Regions from separate parts of the Homo sapiens genome. Here regions 1 and 3 are each linked to region 2. Evidence: chromatin contacts called from ENCODE Hi-C or POLR2A ChIA-PET data. All regions are on one chromosome and are shown on one strand. The core of a region is the stretch at or near the end of the contact, and the rest is flanking DNA. Distances in the headings are between cores, read along the strand shown.

Evidence for each region. Hi-C counts contacts between places; a loop is a spot of excess contacts on that map. ChIA-PET counts read pairs that join two places held with the same protein, here RNA polymerase II (POLR2A). Pooled maps may share reads with other maps.
Region 1: a map of OCI-LY7 shows a loop between it and region 2 (7-fold over the local background). The contact joins the enhancer-like site here to the promoter of IKBKE in region 2. A Hi-C loop is called at or near these places in 1 of 168 maps with a recorded cell type or tissue (OCI-LY7) and 2 of 50 pooled maps. POLR2A ChIA-PET finds 5 or more read pairs at or near these places in 1 of 52 experiments (GM12878).
Region 3: a pooled map shows a loop between it and region 2 (6-fold over the local background). The contact joins the promoter of ELK4 here to the promoter of IKBKE in region 2. A Hi-C loop is called at or near these places in 6 of 50 pooled maps. POLR2A ChIA-PET finds 5 or more read pairs at or near these places in 3 of 52 experiments (MCF 10A, PC-3 and activated CD4-positive, alpha-beta T cell).

The regions. Positions count from the first base shown.
Region 1 is chr1:205,662,642-205,665,635 of GRCh38, forward strand. It overlaps SLC45A3 (solute carrier family 45 member 3), which reads right to left. Exons shown (of 5, transcript NM_033102.3): 2 at 1,844-2,245; 3 at 192-977. The coding sequence starts at 2,015. Among named protein-coding and RNA genes, the nearest start is that of SLC45A3, 16 kb to the right of the region's middle. RefSeq lists enhancers at 1-454, 1,364-2,563. Within about 2 kb of position 1,735, at least 13 of the 41 ENCODE cell types and tissues checked have a DNase peak (open chromatin) inside an H3K27ac peak, as active enhancers do; they include GM12878 and OCI-LY7, where a contact is called at or near this core.
Region 2 is chr1:206,469,164-206,472,381 of GRCh38, forward strand. IKBKE (inhibitor of nuclear factor kappa B kinase subunit epsilon) reads left to right here and starts at 1,313. Exons shown (of 22, transcript NM_014002.4): 1 at 1,313-1,535; 2 at 1,993-2,082. RefSeq lists enhancers at 223-860, 380-689.
Region 3 is chr1:205,630,761-205,633,946 of GRCh38, forward strand. It overlaps ELK4 (ETS transcription factor ELK4), which reads right to left and starts at 1,251. Exons shown (of 5, transcript NM_001973.4): 1 at 872-1,251. RefSeq lists enhancers at 299-718, 1,329-1,638 and silencers at 729-918, 1,009-1,158.

The DNA of each region.
Region 1 (2,994 bases), core at 485-2,984, 810 kb before region 2:
GGCCTTCCTGAAACCGCAAGCAGAGATGTTCCACACCCATGAGAAGCCGTGTATGCAGATGGGGTCCATCCCCACTTTCCTGACAGAGAAGTCGGGGCCAGGATGGAGAGGCACCAGCCCAGACACAGCCCCGAGTGTCGTCTCTGGTGGGCGGCTCCCACACCAGCCTCTGCTGGCTGCCAAGGCCTTACCTTCATCATAGTGTCTCCGGGCCTCGGTGCCCGGCTCAGCTCTGGGCACGCCCTGGTACAGCCCCTCGCCCACGAAATCCGTGTAAAACAGCGTGAAGGTCATGAGTGCCATCCAGCTGCACAGCTCAGCCACGAAGAGCCGGCGCAGGGTGCGGGGCATGCGGCAGCACAGCTGGTGCAGCCGGGGAAGCAGGGCGCCCAGGTTCCGGAAAGCCAAGCGGGCCCGGCATGGACAGCAGTGGGGCGACAAGGAGGGGGCCGACAGCCCTTCTGCTGGCTCGGTGGGGCCCAGCGCTGCCTCCTCAGCCACCAGCAGTGTGGCTGCTACGCAGGTGAGGAAGATGAGGGTGAGCAGGCCAAAGAGGCACTCCTCCTGGGTGCCCAGGTAGGGGGCCAGGGCACTGGTGTCCCAGTCAATGGCAGGCAGGAGGTAGCCCAGGCAGCCCCCAAGACTGATCATGAAGGCATAGACAGAGTAGGCCTGGCGACAGTGGTCCGGGTCCCGGAAGAGGTCAGAGAGCAGGGCCTCCAGTGGAGTGAAGCACACCTGGCCACAGAAGTCCAGCAGCCCCACGCCCAGGATGAGCAGTGCCAGCTCCAGGGGCCTGGGATCCGGGCACAGCAGCCCTGCTAGCCAGCCGGCCCTTGGGATGAGAAAGAGGCTCAGCAGGATGCCCAAGGACAGTGCCCAGATGAAGGGCCGGCGGCGGCCATAGCGTCCACGCCAGTGGTCACTGGCTGAGCCTAGGAGCGGGACACAGACCAGGCCCAGCACTGGACCAATGCCTGCAAGAAGGGAAGTAGTATGAGTCAATGGCTGGGACAAGTAAAGGGCAAGGGGAAGGGGAACCAAGCTCCGTGAGAAGGATGGAAATAACATTCCGTACTCGACACTGTGCTACGTCTTCACAGGGATGCTGTAATTTACTCCTCATAACACAGGCATTACAGATGCCCCCATTTTCAGATGGACAAACTGAGGCATGGAGCAACTAAGAAGTGATACTTATTCAAAGGCGCAGACCTAGGGAGGGTAAGAGGCAGCGTTTCAACAAGCAGTGTGACTCCAGAGCCTGCAATCCTCACAGGGGCCCCTCTTCCTGGGGGTGAGGGGTTGTCACACAATGGTTACTACTTGCCTTCTGTGGCTTTTGTAGAATTTATCTGCAGAGTCAGGAGTCCACCCCTTGTCCTAGGGGTAGGAGCAAGCTCCGGCTGGGAGACCTTGATGGAGTCCCAGCTCTACTGTTCAGCTGCTATTTGGCTTTGGCTAAGACTTACCTAACCTCTTAAAAGCCTCTGCTTCCTTCTCTGTAAAATGGATCACCTCAAATGGTGGTTGTAAGCATTAAATGAGATAATCGCTATAAATTATAAAAGGGCTAGCCAAAGGTTAGGAGCATTTCTCCAGTGTCTCCTATGAGCCAGGCTCTGTGCAGGACCAGGGATCCAGAGGTGACTGGGGTATGTCCTTGGTATTCTCTTCTTTCTCTTGGTGTGCCCCCTCAGCCCAGGGTCACCCTCCTGCCCAGCAATGCCTTCCCAGCAGACCACCTCTCCCTCCAAGCAGCTCCCAGGGCAGAGGTACTCCTGTCCCACATGCCAGGTGGCATGTATCTGGAACAGGAAGGAAGGAGGATGTAGTGACTCACCCAGCACCATGGTCATGAACTTCTCCTCTACCCCCACTTCCAGCAGCAGAGGCGGCACATAGGTGATGCCTGCGGCCAAACACACCTCCAGGCCAAAGGTTAGCAGGTTGACCAGCAAGAGCTGGGCTTTCCGGTGCCGCAGCAGGCGGCTCACCCACAGCCTCTGGACCATAGTGGGCCAGGCGGGTAGGGCTCAGGGGGCCGTTCAGGCACTCCAGAACTGCTTCGTCTCGGCTCTGCTCCAGAAGCTGCGGCCTCTCCTCCTTGCTGCCGCCAACTGCCTAGGAATCAGCCAGGCGCCCATTTCTGCCAGCCCTTTGGTGCCGGTCCAGCTTCTCAGCCCATGCTCAACACCTGCTGCTGTGGGGCACCTCAGTGGGGACACGTCTCATCACTCAGATCCTAGAAGGGCGGGGCAATCACAAGCACACGGGGTGTTAAGTCCTGGGAGCCAGGTCTCCACGATTTGCTCTAAATTGTCTGGATCCTGATCATTCACAGGCTGGCGACTGGCCCTGTCACCGAGGTGCCACCCCCTTCTGCCCAGTCAGGAAATGCATGTTAATATTAGCCTACGGCTGACATAATTAATAAGGTAAATATGATTTTTTAAACCTCAGCACACTCCAGAGCCAAACAGATGTTGGTTATTCTCTGTTTTGAAAAATCTACAATTTCCCTTCCCTGTTAGTATTGGGGAGCGGGAGGGAGCAATCAAACCAACTGAATTTTTAGTTGCCCAGCTATCAAGGTGCCCCTGGAGACCCTCTGCCAGGCCTGGTTTGTTTGCTTTTGTCTTTCTACTCCCCAAACCTGGGGTGTTCAATTCCCCTTTGTTAAGAGTAACACTTCCTATTCTGCATTGCTTGGCCATGAGCCACACTGCACCACAACCCCTAACCCCAAAGACCAGGATGAAGGGGAAAGGGAGGAGAGGCTGTTTTGTTGGGTTGGGTTTTAACTTACAGAAGGCTCCCTGGGGTGAGCCTAGGCCTGAAAATCTCTCCCTTGAGTTTCTCCCTGAGTTCAACGTTCAAGGGGAAGAAACAATCCCTCACATGGCCGTCCAACTGTCATGGGAGAGTGGAGCCGTCCCCAGGTTCTAGCTCACAGGGGCATGAAACCACACCACCTGGCAATACCTGTAATGA
Region 2 (3,218 bases), core at 63-2,562:
AGGCAGGTGGATCAGGAGGTTGGGAGATCAAGTCCAACCTGTTCAATCCACCTCACCAACCACACAGTGAAACCCCATCTCTACTAAAAATACAAAAAGTTAGCCGGGCATGGTGGTGCATGCCTGTAGTCCCAGATACTTGGGAGGCTGAGGCAGAAGAATCACTTGAACCCAGGAGGTGGAGGTTGCAGTGAGCTAACATCATGCCACTGCACTCCAGCCTGGGTGACAGAGTGAGACTCCATCTCAAAAAAAAAAAGCAAGCTGGGAAGACTGGGTGGAACATGAGGATCTCAGGCACTCAGGCACATTCCTCCTGGTCCTGATGTGAGAAGTTGCAGCAACTCCTCCAGCTGGAGGTGTTATGGGGAGTTCTCTTTATCTGAGCACTAGGCAGTTCTCAGCTCTGCTCCTGTTCTAGTGTCACTGTGGGAGGGGTGGGGCTGGCGGAGGAAACCACCAGGTGTGGCCATGGGAAAGTCCCTCCAACATTCTATAGAAACATGGAATTTCCTGGTTTTAACCATTTCATATCCAACTGCCATCTCTGAGCTGACCAGAGCAGGACAGACCCCTCCAGCCTCCTAGGACATTTGATGTGGGGCATCGAGTCCTGGCTGGGAAGTTGGCACCTGGGTGCCAGCCCCAGCAGTCTCTGAAGAGCATGGGTAAATTACTGAAGTGTGTGGGCCTCCATGCCTTCAATGCCTTTCTGTAAAATGCTTTCCAAGCTCCCAAACAATTCCAAATATATCCATGTCATCCAATCAACCCACAGAGTAGCTGTTACTCTGCGGGTGAGTGAGCTGGCTGGGAGGGGCTGCATGCTGTGTGCTCAGGTCACACTGGAAGGCATCAGCTGGGTCCCCGCGCTTGCTCTCGGACCTCTGCAGGCCTCCTGGGAAGGTGACTCAGATCCAACTTCTAGGACTGGATCGGCATAGCTCCCACACTTCCTTGGGGTTCCTGGGTGTGGGAGCATGGACTTCCCAGGCAGCTTTCCACTTAGTTAACTTGCCCAACCTGCTCTGTTGACTCTGGGAAGAGCCCTGAACTTCCCTGCTCCAGTGAACTGTGGGAGATGCCAAAACAGCACCCAGCTGCCCATCAAGATTACCAGAAGGGCCCCAGTTCCTGGCTTCTCTGTGGCTCACACTCTGGTCCTATTGCCTACCCTTGGGAACTCAGAGCATCCTCTTTCTCTTTTCTGCTGAGCTGGTGGCTGCACCGAGTTGCCTCTGTCTCTTTAAGAGAGAAAGAGAGAGCGAGAGACGGAAATCAGGAAGTGCGAGAGAGCTGAGAGCCAGGACTCAGTGCTGAGCTTGGTGTCCCACCGCCACAAGGAGGCAGGGAAGAAACCCACTAGTCCCAGCTCCTGGGGTGGCACAGACATTGCAACTGGCCCTGCCTGTGGGTCCTAGGGGCCCTTGGCTACCAGGAGGCTAAGAACACTGCTCATGAATGACAGTGAGCCCTGAAAGCTCTGGGGGTGTCACCCAGTCCCACAAGCCTGCATCCCCTGCAGTGGAGATGGGGTGAGTGTGCAGCGTGCGGAGGGGGGTGGGGGTGGAATGAGGGGCCAGACAAGGGGCAGCTGCAGGGCAGCTCAGCCGGGTGCAGGGGTGTGGGCTTGTTGGCAGCGGTGCTCTCACATAGAGCGTTGTGTGTGGCATGGAGGTGAGCCACCACGGGCCAACCACAAGCCCTCCCTGGGCTCTGCTTACCAACACCCAAAGCCAGCGATCAGCACCCAGCGCCTGCCCTCACCTTTCCCGGGGTCTTTCTCCCTGGCCGGAGTCTCAGGAGTAGGAGACGCTGGGAAAGGCTCCCTGAACAGTTTGGGAATAGAGCTGGAAACCCCCAGCCCAGCCCTGTGGGGGAAGGTGACAAACAGGAAAGGGTTAAAGGGCTAGGGCCGGCGGCCTTTGATGGAGGCTGAGAAGCAACTGCACTGAGGGGCGCCTCTCATCCGCCCTCCTCTTTCCGGTGTAGCTCAGCTCCTGGACGTGCCACAGACAGAAAGCATAACATACACTCGCCAGGAAGAGCCTTTGCCTGACTCAGGGCAGCTCAGAGTGTGGGGTAAGTGCACTTGGCCACAGCAGAGCCCTGAGGAGGGAGGGGAGGGGAGAGGTGGGTGGGTGGTGTCTCACATGCTTCACTGTCCACTGCTCATTCATCCAACCACTGGCTGAGGGCCACTGAGCCCTTCTTTGCACCAGGTGCTTGGGGTGGTGGGGGGAGGATCTGCAGAGCGTGCAGAGTTAAGCCAGATGTGCCACAACCAGAGCTCCCGGGCACAGAATCCAGGGGCACACCGCTTGTCTGGGGGTCTGCGCTTTGCACCTCACTGCCTATTATCCCAGAGTCCTGAGCTGTTCCTTGCCCCAGTATCAGAGCCCTTGGCCTTGATTTCAGCCTGCTGTGCTCCAACCCCAGCCCCAGCCCCCAGACCTGCTGGCTGCCTCCAGCCTCAGCGGGGAAAACCAGACCCACTCATTCATGCTGAGCTACTGTGTTGTCTTCAGGAAGCCTCTCAGTACCTCAGTTGCTTCTGTGTAATGTCCGCTCCTACCTGATCTGAAACTAGGAGTTGACCACCGATCTCTTCAAGGGGCCTCTGGCTCAATGAAATGACATTATCAAGGATTTGCATTTTTAAAAAAGATTACACAGAGAAAAAGTTCAGAGCGAAGGAACATAGGATTCCAGGCATGGCAACCCTCAGTTTGAGAACCTGTAAGATGTTAGAACACGAAGATGCCTTTTCTAGTCTAGCGTTATTTAAAAGTATTTAAGTGGCCAGGCATGGTGGCTCACACCTGTAATCCCAGCAATTTTTTGGGGAAGCCCATGTGGCCGGATTGCCTGAGCTCAGGAGTTCAAGACCAGCCTGGGCAACATGGCAAAAACCCATCTCTACTAAAAATACAAAAGACAGCCAGGTGTGGTGGTGCACACCTATGGTCCTAAGCTCCTCAGGAGGCTGAGTTGGGAGGATTGCTTGAGCCCAGGGGGTGGAGGTTGCAGTGAGTCATGATTGTACCACTGCACCCCAGCCTGGATGACAGAGTGAGACCTTACGTCAAAATAAAAAAAAGAAAAAGGAAAAAGAAAGTATTTAAAGGATGGTGGCCCTTCTAATGCTTCTGTCCCCAGGTATCCCAAAAAGGCCAGCACTGGCCTTATTTTTCAAAGAGAAATTGAGTTTAACTTCT
Region 3 (3,186 bases), core at 1-2,500, 840 kb before region 2:
TATTGAATCATACTACATTTTAATGAAAACACCGCTGCCAAACCTAAATATTGAAGCACCAAGTTTTCCAAGCCAGGGGGTGTAGGGGGTGGGAAAAGACGACAGAGGATCTGATCTATCAACCAAAGAGATGGACAAACCATTCTGATGAGGCATAGAACTCCAGAATCTTTATTTAAATTCCCCAAATTTCAAATAGCAATAGCTGGAGAAAAAGTGAAGTGTGTACTTTTGACTACTTCAGTCAACAACATCCCTATTTCCTTCCAAGGCCAGTTACTATCCCGCCCCGAAAGATGTTTCCAATTGATCTTCCCAGGAATGAAGTTACCAGCCTCGATGCAGCTGTGCACAAGGCGGAAAGTAAAGAGGGGCGGGGGGCCGCTGGAGCGAAAGAGAAAAAGAAATGAAACTCGACACCGGATGACTAGCGAGCTAGGGGAGAGGAAGAAACGCGGACGGCCGCGTGTGCCCTACAGGAGATCAAAGTCTGGGGGAAGAGGTGCAACCTCACCGGGCCTTGGTAAGCACTGAATTACTGTACTTTCATTTTCCAACTTCCTGTCACTACAGAAAATGAGAATTGCTCCCCTCCTCCCCATCCACGCCGAAAAAATCGCCGCCACCTTTCGCCCACGAGACTTCGGGGGACCAAGAGGCGACGAGAGCTGAGCGGTGCGCTGCGGCGTCCACCTGTGCGCCGCGGTGCCCGGCGGGCCGGGGGCGGACCCAAGGGGAGCGCGCGCGCCCGGCCCCGGCCCCCGCCCCCACTTCCTGTTGTGCCGCGCGCCCCTCGGCCCCCGCCCCCGCTCCCGGCCGGTGGGGCTGTGGCCGCGAGATCCCGAGGGGGCGCGCGGGGCTGACCGCTCACCGACGCCGCGCGCGGGGCTCCCCCTCGGTCTCCGCCTCGAACACGATGCGCCTCTCCGCCCTCAGCCTCCTCCTCACGCTGGAAACTCGAGGACGGCGCGGCAGCCGCTGCGACCCCCGCGGCGGAGCCGTAGAAGGCGGCGGCGGCCAAGCCGAGCCCGCCGGGTGCCCGCAGCCGCCCGCATCTCCCGCCGCCGCGGCTCCTGGCGCCCCGCCCTCCCCGCCCCCGCACGCGGCAGCGGCGGCGCGGGTCTTGGGGCCGCTACACGCCGGGCGCGCGCGTTCGGGGCGTTCCTTGCAGCGGCGGGGCCTGCCAGGCCCTCCGCGGCCGCCGCCACTCTCAAACCCCCCGACTGCTCCTGGGTCCCTCCCAGACGCCGTAGTCGCTACACGTCACTTCCGGGGGAGGGGCTGCGACCCTAAGGGGTGTCGTGAGCCGCGTCTGCCAGCAAACCCGGGTTTGGTGTGGCCGGGGGATGTAGCTCGGGCGCCTCCTGGAGTCGTCTCGCCGCTCTCCGTCGCGTTCGGTGCGGTTGCTTCCAGGTCCCTGAGGCGCCCGTCCGGAACCCGCCAGGACCCAAGCTGCCGCCTGGGCCGGGACCTCGGACTCCTCAAAGGCGCGCCACTTTCTCCTCGGTTGGAGGGAAGAGGTGGCGCTCGCAGAGCAACCTGCGGGGGACCACTTCTGTTGGTGCTAAGCTTTGGGGAGAGTCTCCTCCCTCCTGTGTCCCTCGTCCTCCTTACCACTCGCTGTTAGAAGTTGGGGCCGTCACAGCTTTCTCATCGAAGTGCCAGATCCCAGGACACTACAAACGCTTGATAAATACTAAATTAGCACTGTGGCTTTCTAGCCTGGGGACTGACAAATGGAAGCGCTGGAGTCGTGGGAAAAGCTTGCCCTGACGATGGAGGCAGCGACCAGAAATCCATTCGTGGCTCTACCCCTCACTAACTCACCAATTTTAAGCAACCTTAACCTCTCTAAAACAGTCATCATTTATAAGGTGGAGAGAACCCAATCTTAGAGTTGTTGTAATGATTAAAGAAAATAAGGTGCATGAAACACCTAGCAAGAGTTTCTAGCTTAGAGGTTCTCATTAAGTAAAATTCTTAAGGAATCAGGTCACACTTGATACAAGAGGCTACTTGAGCAGTTTAGCACCAGAAGGAATGTAAAGTCATAAATTAGGACAGCTGAACAAAACCTCCAAGAAATAAATTAGGTGTTTGTTTAACAAGAAACCAAAGAGAGGTCAGTGTCTGAGTTACTGGTTATTCGAGGCCATTTACTAGCTGTGTGACCTGTAGTGAGTTGCTTAACCTTTCTGGACCTCAGTTTCCTCATGTAAAATGACGATAATGAGCAGCATTGCTGAGAGGATTAAATGAAGTATAGAGCATAATGTACTTAGTGCATTACCTAGCACATAGTAGATACCCAGTAAATCGTGGTGTCATTTATTTTTGCCCCCACAATTGAATGTATAGTTAATTGAACTCACTGAGTGAAATGTGATTCTGTCATCCTTTTGTAGGCTTTTGGAAGAGAATCATCACTTCCTTGATTTCCAGCCTCCTCTTCCATAATACAGAGTAATTATAATCCACAAAGGTAGCTATTCCTGTAAAAACAACTCTACCAAAAGATGTTACCTTTCCAAAATTAGTTTTACCAAAGCATGCAAACATATTAAGACATGTTTTATAAGGAACATGCAGTATCTGAAAAGCACTAGCAGTCTTGGCCCCTAACATAAAATTTTCCTTGCAACAAGTTCCATCTTGGAAACCAAGAAAAAAAAAAGTATTAAGGTAGGCTGTTTAGGATACACCTATTGGAAACATTTGTTTATAAAAAGATTTCATTTTAAAGCCCCCTACCAAGAACAGTTAAGGGTTGTGGAGATCTGCACACTACGCTGCTCTGTTCAAACTGGCAGTAAACATCTGATTCGGCCTTAGGGCCAGTAGTTGTGTCATATCCCTTTTAGACTGAGCTTACGGCATTGTCAATTGCAGTGTATTTTTGGAAAACAGCCTGCTTTGGGAGTTCTTAAATTAGTCATAGCAAATCTGTCTGCTTTTAAATTGACTTTTTTTTAAGGCGGTACATATTGACAGAAGAGAAAGGAAGAAAAGTGGATTTCTAATTAGAGAACTTGAGGGGAAAAGTTAATTAATGTGCCTGGTTTTCCCACTCAAGATTCTATAAATACACAATCTCTCTCCATGGTTCCTCACACAACAGATGGTTCTGTTTGTGCAAACTCCATGGTAGTTACGTTGGTCAACCAAAAAGACTGCTTTTTCGTTATC